Linked DNA regions of Homo sapiens: regions 1 and 2 are each linked to region 3. Evidence: chromatin contacts called from ENCODE Hi-C or POLR2A ChIA-PET data. All regions are on one chromosome and are shown on one strand. Each heading gives the region's core, a stretch centred on a gene start or an enhancer-like site at or near the end of the contact. The rest is flanking DNA. Distances are from core to core; before and after follow the strand shown. Region 1 holds the start of ZNF85 (zinc finger protein 85). Region 2 holds the start of ELL (elongation factor for RNA polymerase II). Region 3 holds the start of ATP13A1 (ATPase 13A1).

Region 1 (2,700 bases), core at 53-2,552, 1.3 Mb after region 3:
AAATCCCGTCTCTACTAAAAGTACAAAAAATTAGCCGGGCGTGGTAGTGCATGCCTGTAATCCCAGCTACTCGGGAGGCTGAGGTAGGAGAATTGCTTGAACCCAGGAGGCAGAGGTTGCAGTGAGCCAAGACCACACCATTGCGCTTTAGCCTGGGCAACAAGAGTGAAACTCCATCTCAAAAAAAAGAAATGCCGAAATACATGTGGACATGTATGCATGTGATTGTGCTTATATTCACTCAGTTTCCCACACCACAGAAGAAAACAGGTAACCACAGCCTGAACATTAGAGTCGAGGTCAAATAGCAAAATAAGTTTGCCTTTAATCTATTTTCTTCCTATGTAAACATTAAAGGTCAAGACTGTGAACAGATCTGAAGACATAGTTTTTTTTCTCCTGTGGCCCATCATCCTTTGCTCACTGTCTGATCTCTGAAAGAAAGATGGGCAACAGGTGGTAAGCAGTGGTTTACCTGTGATTTATTCCTGCTGCCATCAGCTTTTTCTATAGCCACTATTTGTTTCACCCTCGGAACTGAAAAGAGACGTTGATAAATAGAGGCTGTCCCCTCACCTGTGGCAGAAAAGGGGTGTTCAGGCCCTCCACCCCCACTGACATCACAGCTGTACTTCAATGTGGCAGCTATTGGCCATGTGTGGCTCCTGGGTGCCTGGAATGTGGCTGGTCTGAACTGCGATGTGCTAGAAAGGTAAAATACAGAATTAGTTTCAAAGATTTTGTTTCAAATGTATTTATATTTCATTAATAATTACATATTGCTCACATATTAAAATGAAAATATTTTGAATATATTGGGTTAAATAAATTGCTACAATCAATTCCACTTGTTTCTTCTTTCTTTTTAAAGTTTGGCTACTAGAAAATTTAAAATTCACCTGTGACTCACATTTTATTTCAGAGGATTGCCTGTTCAAAGGACCAGAATACAGGAAGGTCATAAAATCTAAAATTTTAGAACAATTGTTGTTATACTTTGTTCATTTGTGAATAGCCATATAATATATTATTTTTGAATGCATATAAATTGATACACAAGGTAAGGGCAAATACTCTCTGGTGTGAGCCTGGCTCAGCTCAGGAAGGAAGCCCTGTCTGAAAAGGCTGCAGCCTAGGCTGTCACTCGCTCTTCTTTCAGCCCAGCATCTGATCACATCTTCTGTCACTCAGGGCCTGAAAAGAAGGTGCCTTAAATATCATCCAATCAGAGACGCTGGGCTGGGAACCGTCCAATCAGGAACGCAGCTGGTGCGGATAGGGCGGCTTCCGGGATGTGGCGGGGCCTTTGTCTCTCGCTGCAGCCTGAGCTCTAGGTCTTGTTTTCCCTGCTTTGTGTTTTCTGCTCGTGGACGCCCAGCCTCTGTGGCCCTGTGGCCTGCAGGTATTGGGAGATCCACAGCTAAGACGCCGGGACCCCCTGGAAGCCTAGAAATGGTGAGAGTGCCAGGTCCGCCATCCCGAGGGGGAAAGGGGTTGGTTGAAACCGGTGGGAAGCGGCTGTGGCGGGACTCAGGCCTCCCTGTAGTCAGCTCCACAATCTGCGCTCCAGTTCTTTTTGCCCAGCTCGGCCCCAGTTCCTCCAGCCATAAGATGGCGGCTGCGCTGACAGCCGGCCCGGGCGTCCTGTCTCTTCCCTGCGCAGTGACTGTGCCCTGGACTGGAGCCCTCTCTGGGCAGCTCTGCATTCGCAGCACCGCGTCTCTCCCAGATTGAGCAGGGACCACGGGAGGGTTGTCAGGGGAGAATCCTGACTCGGGGTGCGGGTTCATGAAAGAGCTTTGGGCTGTGGGGTTCCCAGTTCCTCTTTTTTTCTGTTAAAAATGTATGGGGGGACGGGCGTGGTGGCTCACGCCTGTAATTTCAGCACTTTGGGAAGCCGAGGCGGGCGGATCATCTGAGGTCAGGAGTTCAAGACCATCCTGGCCAACATGGTGAAACCCCGTCTCAATTTTTAAAAATACAAAAATTAGCCGGGCGTCGTGGCGCGCGCCTGCAATCCCAGCTACTCAGGAGTTTGAGGCAGGAGAATCGCTTGAACCCGGGAGGCGGAGGTTGCAGTGAGCCTACATCGCGCCACTGCACTCCAGCCTGGGCAATAAGAGTGAAACTCCGTCTCAAAAAAAAAAAAAAAAGATGTATAGGAGTCACCGCAAAAATATTAAAGAACTTAAAAAGTGGTTCAAGTATTGTAGAGCACTCAGCTATGGTTTGTAGTTTGTGGTCCATGGGAGGAGCTTGAATAAAAGACTTTTATAAGGTGCATGATAAAAAAATCAAATTAGTAATTGGTTAGGTACAGTTATATAGTCTCTTAATTTGTACGATCGTGTTGGCAATTTTCTGGTTATGTGATCAGAATTTAATTGGCAGTTTATAGTTGGTTAAGCCTGAATTTTGTTTTCCCCGATGTGGTAATTTACTAAAAAATGAAATTTTAGTTAGATTTTTTTAAAAAGGAGGACCCCAGGGACTAGAGCCACCTCAGTCTAATTGCCTGCCACTGAATCATTTTCACAGTCCACAGGGGACTTCTTTTCCCCTGCATTTTTCACATATGTCTCAAGCAGGGTCTCAAGTCTACTTCTTACTCCCTGTTCTTCCAGATTAACTCTGATTTACAGTAAAATACTAAATTTCCAGTGTCATTGACATTCCCAAATGCCACCTTCCCCTCTCTGA
Region 2 (2,700 bases), core at 83-2,582, 1.1 Mb before region 3:
ATACACAAACACACACACACGCAGGGAGCAGGGCTCTCTGAGCCCGAGACTAGACCCACCCCCACTCCCTTTAGGGCAATGAAGCCCCCAATTTCCAGAAAAGGAGTTACAAGGTTCCTAAACCACTTCCCCTCGGGACCTGACCACTGGTCATCTGCAACTTCTGACCCAGCACAGACGGGGGGAGGGGGGGCCATGACACAAACAGAAATGAAAAAGGCAGGTTTCTGACCACGGCCCCAGATGCGCCCCAAAGTCAGGCCCAAGAGAACATACACAGCAGCCTCCCCTCCCCACCACCAGCCAGGTGGCAGAACCGAAACGCCTCAAACTTCCCCCAGATGGGCCCAAATCGGCCTCTGAGAAGTTCCAGAGTCAGCGGCCAGATGTGGTAGCCAGAGCTTCCTCCTGGGTGGCAGGGATCCCCTACATGTGCCCTGAGGATAACATCACAGCCGCCCCCAACACTTCCACTCTCCAAGGAACCTCTCTCCGGAGAGAGAGGGTCACCTGGGGGTAAGGGGAGCAGAAAGCTGGGACAAGCTGTCAGTTTCTGCCCAAACTCCCCGTCCCAAGAACCAAAGTGGCCCAACCTGAGTGGCTTCATCGGAACGCGTCAAAGCCAGCCCCCAGCTGCAAAGCCTTCCACCCAGACAGAACAGACCCCCACAAGTGCCTCGCTGACCACCCCCTGCCGGGCACCCAGACGATCGCTGCTTCCCAGGAGGACAGACACAGTCACCCCCACCAACGGCGCTGCCCCGGCCCCAGATGGAAAAGCCCCCAGCTTCCCCCTATCACGGTGCCGGGACCGTGCGGCCCACCGCCTCCTCGCCCCGCCGCCAGGTGCGCAAACTGGACCCTGCCCAGGTGCCCAGCAGGCCAGAAAGGCCCCGGACGCCGCCAGGTGCCGACACCGACGCCCCCCGGGCCCGGCGCGCGAGTCTGGGCCCCTCAGCAGCCCCGGGCCACCCGCCTGTATTGCCTCCTAGTGCTGAGAAGGAACGCGGTTCTCAGCGCTCCAGGCCGGACTGGCGCCCACTCCGCGCCCCGCCGGCCCAGGGACCCGCGAGCAGCACCACAGACCTAGCGTCTCCGAGCCCGGACGCCTCAGTGAGGGGAGCGCGAGGCCGGCCCGCGTCCGGACGTTCCCCACTGGCGCGCCGGGCGCCATGCCACTCACCTGTCTGGCGCGGTAGCTCTCGAAGGCCCTCAGGGCACTGTCGGTGAGCTTCACGTGGAACACCGACACCTTGCTGCCGTCGCTAACCCGCCCGCACGACAGCCCGTAGCTCCTATCCTCCTTCAGCGCCGCCATCTTGCGACCATCTCTCCCCCGCGCCCCCTTCCCGGCTCCAGCGCCGCCACGCCGGCCACGCCCCGCCCCGCCGCCCGCTGACGCGCTGCATTATTCATGAGACGCGGCTGGCCACGCCCCCCGAGTCCGACCAAACCAACAGTCGCCGCCACACCGGCAGGCAGCGCACTACATTATTCAGGAGACGCGCCTGGCCACGCCCCATGAGGGCCCCACAAGGCCCACAGTCAACGCCCCAAGTTGTTGCATATTCATAAGGCACTTATGGCCCCGCCTCTTCAGGCCCTAGGGGTGGCCACTTCCGTGAACGAACTCCGCCTCAACACGCGCACCCCTCCAGGCCCCGCCTCCATAGTATTATACATAACCCTGACTCAGCCAGCCAGGCGCGTCAAAGCCCCGCCCCTACAGCCGCTGACGTGATGCATTATTTATGAGATCTCTACAGTCTTCCGTCTTTGGCTTCTGTGGAAAGCCGCAGAGAGGGCGTGGAGGGGCGGAGCCGGCTCGAAACACGTGGGTGGGTAGGCCCCGCCGCGGGCCGGGAGGGTGGGCGTGGCTATGTAAACGGAGCGCGCGCGTTGGACGCTGGGTTGGACACATAAGGCATCCCTTAGGCGGGGTGGATGGGACTTCCACCCAGGGAAGGTGCTGGACCGGTAGGTGGAAGAGGAGCTGGTAAACTTTTTCTTATGAGATGAGTACTTTTAATAGGATAAAATCCTACATCCCCACAGTCCCTGAGCGATGGTGCAGTCCAGCTTCATTTTCCTATTTTAATTTTTTTTTGAGGGGTCTTGCTGTGTTGCCCAGGCTGGAGTGCAATGGCGCCATCATGGCTCACTGCACCCTCGACCTCCTGAACTCAAACTGATCCTCCTTGTCTGGGTCTGCTGAAATGCTAGGATTACAGGAGTGAGCCACCAAGCCCAGACTTCCATTTTCTTTTCTTTTCTTTTTTTTTTTTTTTGAGACGGAGTCTTGCTCATCAGCCCAGACTGGAGAACAGTGGCGCTATCTCGGCTCAATGCAACCATCGTCTCCTGAATTCAAGCGATTCTCCTGTCTCAGCCTCTCGAGTAGCTGGGATTACAGGCGCCCGCCATCATGCCCAGCTAATTTTTGTATTTTAGTAGAGATGGGGTTTCACCATGTTGACCAGGCTGGTCTTGAACTCCTGACCTCAGGTGATCCGCGCGCCTCGCCCTCCCAAAGTGCTAGGATTACAGGCGTGAGCCACCTCCCCCAGTTTTTGTTTGTTTGTTTGTTTTTAGACAGAGTTTCGATTTCCTTGCCCAGGCTGGAGTGCAGTGGTGTGATCTCGGCTCACTGCAACCACCGCCTCCTGGATTCAAGCAATTCTCCTGCCTCAGCCTCCCGAG
Region 3 (2,700 bases), core at 114-2,613:
TCTCTCAGGAGAGGAGAATGAGGATTCTACCCACATTCAGAGCCAGCCAGGGTGGGGGGCTTCTGTCTTTCTGTAGCCCTTGATGCTGTTCCCTTTTCCTCTTCTTGAGGCAAACACACTCCTGGAATCAGAGGGGAAGCTTCCTGATATACCTCAGTGTCCATGGCTCCAAACCTGCTGGTGTCACCTGAGGCAGGCCCAGAGAGAGACGACACAGTCACTGCTTCAGGCCCAGGGAAGCTCACAGTCACCAACTCCTCCGACGACACTTGGTCACTCAGAACTCTAAACTGTGGGTCAGGAGCGCGACCTTGCTTGCTGTTGTATCCCCGACAGAACTCAGTATCACCACCCTCATTTTGCGGAAAGACATCATGTAAATGACTCGCTCATAAACACCTCTGCCTCTCTTCAACACTGTAATTAACTGCATTTCATGCTCCTTTCCATCACAGTATGGAAGACCACTAAGCACTGGACAGCAAGACTTGGTTCAGTCTAAGAACCAACTAAGCTTCATAGATGGGGGAAACCTATCCCAGTGATCTCGCCTTACACTTTGAAAACCAAGGTAGGAGACAGATGAGATGGAAGGTAGGGCCGTTTCCAGAACAAGAGTAGTCGCTAATATGGGAACTAGTATAAACAACTCCTACCTGACCTGGGCGACGTATGCTGGGCCCTGCGCTAAGCCTTTTACAAGTATTACATCACTGAATCTAAATGACCATAACAGGGAGGACTTCAGAAAAAGGAAATAACCCGCACCAGGCATGCACAGCAAGTCAGCAGTGGGGTCATGATTAAGCCTGCGCCAAAGTGTAGAGGGTGCCCCTGGGAATCCAGGCCAGGCAGATGAGTGGCCCAGGTCGCGATGGTGACCGACAGGAAGGCCGCAGCTGGGACCCACGGCGAGGCTCGACCGTGCTGGGGGTCGGGCTCGCGTGTACACACTTACCGGGGTGCAGGTGAGCGCGCAATGCGCGTGCACAGACCAATGCCCCGAGAGGACAGTGAGCGCGTGCGCGAGGCAGATGGTGGCAAGCACGAGCAGCGCAGCTTCGGGGATCTGCACCCAACTGCTGCCCCAGCCCCAGCAGCCAGCGGCTGCGGCACCCAACCAGGCCGGGTAAAGCAGCCCGGCGAATGGCAGCACCGTGAGGCGCCGCAACAGCGCCAACCGCCGGTACGGCCACACGGCAGCCACCAGCTCGTCACCGTTCGCTATGAGCGCCGGCCCGGCGGCAAGGAGCGCGCGCGGCTGCGGCCCGGGCTTGGGCTGCCCGTCAGGCCGGACCCCGCAAGGCCGGGCCCCGCAGGGCACCGCGTTGCCCACCGCCGCCGCTGCCGCCATCTTTCCTAGCGCCGCGCTCACTTCCGGGCAGAGGAACGCCTCACTTCCGAAGTTTTACTTCCGGTAAGCCCTGAGCGCCGCCATGGCAGCCTGGACTAGGAAGAGCCAGGGCAACAGAACAGGCTGGCCCCGGCAGGGACTACTTCGGGTGCCGCCATGACAGGCTGTGGCCGGAAGAAGAGGCTGGGCGTCGCCATGACAGAGAGGGACTGGAAGACCTAACGGTGCCTGCCTCCGCTGCCACGCCGGACTGAGACCGGAAAAGACAAGGCCGGCAAGGCGGGCTTGGGCGCCACCATGACAACCTGAACCAAAAAAAGCGAGCCCTCCTCCTTGACTACACCAGCACCACCTGTCACCAGGGGCGAAGCCTGGACCCTGCGGAGGCGGGGTCGGGAGCTTCGGAGTTCAGGAGGCGGGGCCCGGTGCGGGGGGCGGGGCTTGTGAGGGGCGGGGTCGGGGACCGCCCCGGAACACAACCACACCGGACAAGAGCCTTAATGTGATAGATAAGAATTACAAATACTAGCCGGGCGCGGTGGCTCACGCCTGTAATCCCAACACTTTGGGAGGCGAGGCGGGTGGATCACCTGAGATCAGGAGTTCAAGACCCAACATGGTGAAACCACGTCTCTACTAAAAATACAAAAATTAGCCGGGCGTGGTGGCACATGCCTGTAATCCCAGCTACTCGGGAGGATGAGGCAGGAGAATTGCTTGAGCCCGGGAGACGGAGGTTGCAGTGAGCCAAGATTGCTCCACTGCACTTCAGCCTGGCCAACAGAGCAAGACTGTCTCAAAAAAAAAAAAAAGAAAAATGAATTACAAAAACCACTTTAGGCCGGGCGCGGTGGCTCACGCCTGTAATCCCAGCACTTTGGGAGGCCGAGGTCAGGAGATCGAGACCATCCTGGCTAACGCGGTGAAACCCCGTCTCCACTAAAAATACAAAAAAAAAAAAAAAATTCTCCGGGCGTGGTGGCGGGCGCCTGTAGTCCCAGCTACTCCGGAGCCTGAGGCAGAATGGCGCGAACTGGAGAGGCAGAGCTTGCAGTGAGCGGAGATTGTGCCACTGCCCTCCAGCCTGGGCGACAGAGCGAGACTCTGTCTCCAAAAAAAAAAAAAAAAAAAAAAAGAAATTACCACTTTAACATAAAAAATGAAAAACTGGTGTTTACTTGAAATTATATACTTCTAGGCCGGGCGCGGTGGCTCACCCCTGTAATTCCAGCACTTTGGGAGGCCGAGGCGGGCGGATCACGAGTTCAGGAGATCGAGACCGTCCTGGCTAACACAGTGAAACCCCGTCTCTACTAAAAATACAAAAAATTAGCCGGGCGTGGTTG

The links. A loop is a pair of places that touch in the nucleus more often than their neighbours do. ChIA-PET counts read pairs that join two places held with the same protein, here RNA polymerase II (POLR2A). Pooled maps may share reads with other maps.
Region 1: a loop to region 3 is called in a pooled map, with 25 times the contacts of the local background. The contact joins the promoter of ZNF85 here to the promoter of ATP13A1 in region 3. A Hi-C loop is called at or near these places in 4 of 37 single-sample maps with no recorded cell type and 10 of 50 pooled maps.
Region 2: a pooled map shows a loop between it and region 3 (26-fold over the local background). The contact joins the promoter of ELL here to the promoter of ATP13A1 in region 3. A Hi-C loop is called at or near these places in 1 of 37 single-sample maps with no recorded cell type and 7 of 50 pooled maps. POLR2A ChIA-PET finds 5 or more read pairs at or near these places in 1 of 52 experiments (PC-9).

What each region holds. Positions count from the first base shown.
Region 1 is chr19:20,921,949-20,924,648 of GRCh38, forward strand. ZNF85 (zinc finger protein 85) reads left to right here and starts at 1,303. Exons shown (of 4, transcript NM_003429.5): 1 at 1,303-1,455. The coding sequence starts at 1,453.
Region 2 is chr19:18,520,738-18,523,437 of GRCh38, forward strand. It overlaps ELL (elongation factor for RNA polymerase II), which reads right to left and starts at 1,333. Exons shown (of 12, transcript NM_006532.4): 1 at 1,184-1,333. The coding sequence starts at 1,318. RefSeq lists silencers at 17-66, 797-1,106 and enhancers at 322-837, 838-1,353, 1,497-1,826.
Region 3 is chr19:19,662,313-19,665,012 of GRCh38, forward strand. ATP13A1 (ATPase 13A1) reads right to left here and starts at 1,364. Exons shown (of 26, transcript NM_020410.3): 1 at 959-1,364. The coding sequence starts at 1,354. RefSeq lists enhancers at 531-580, 712-1,694, 966-1,067, 1,411-1,700 and silencers at 1,101-1,360, 1,801-1,850.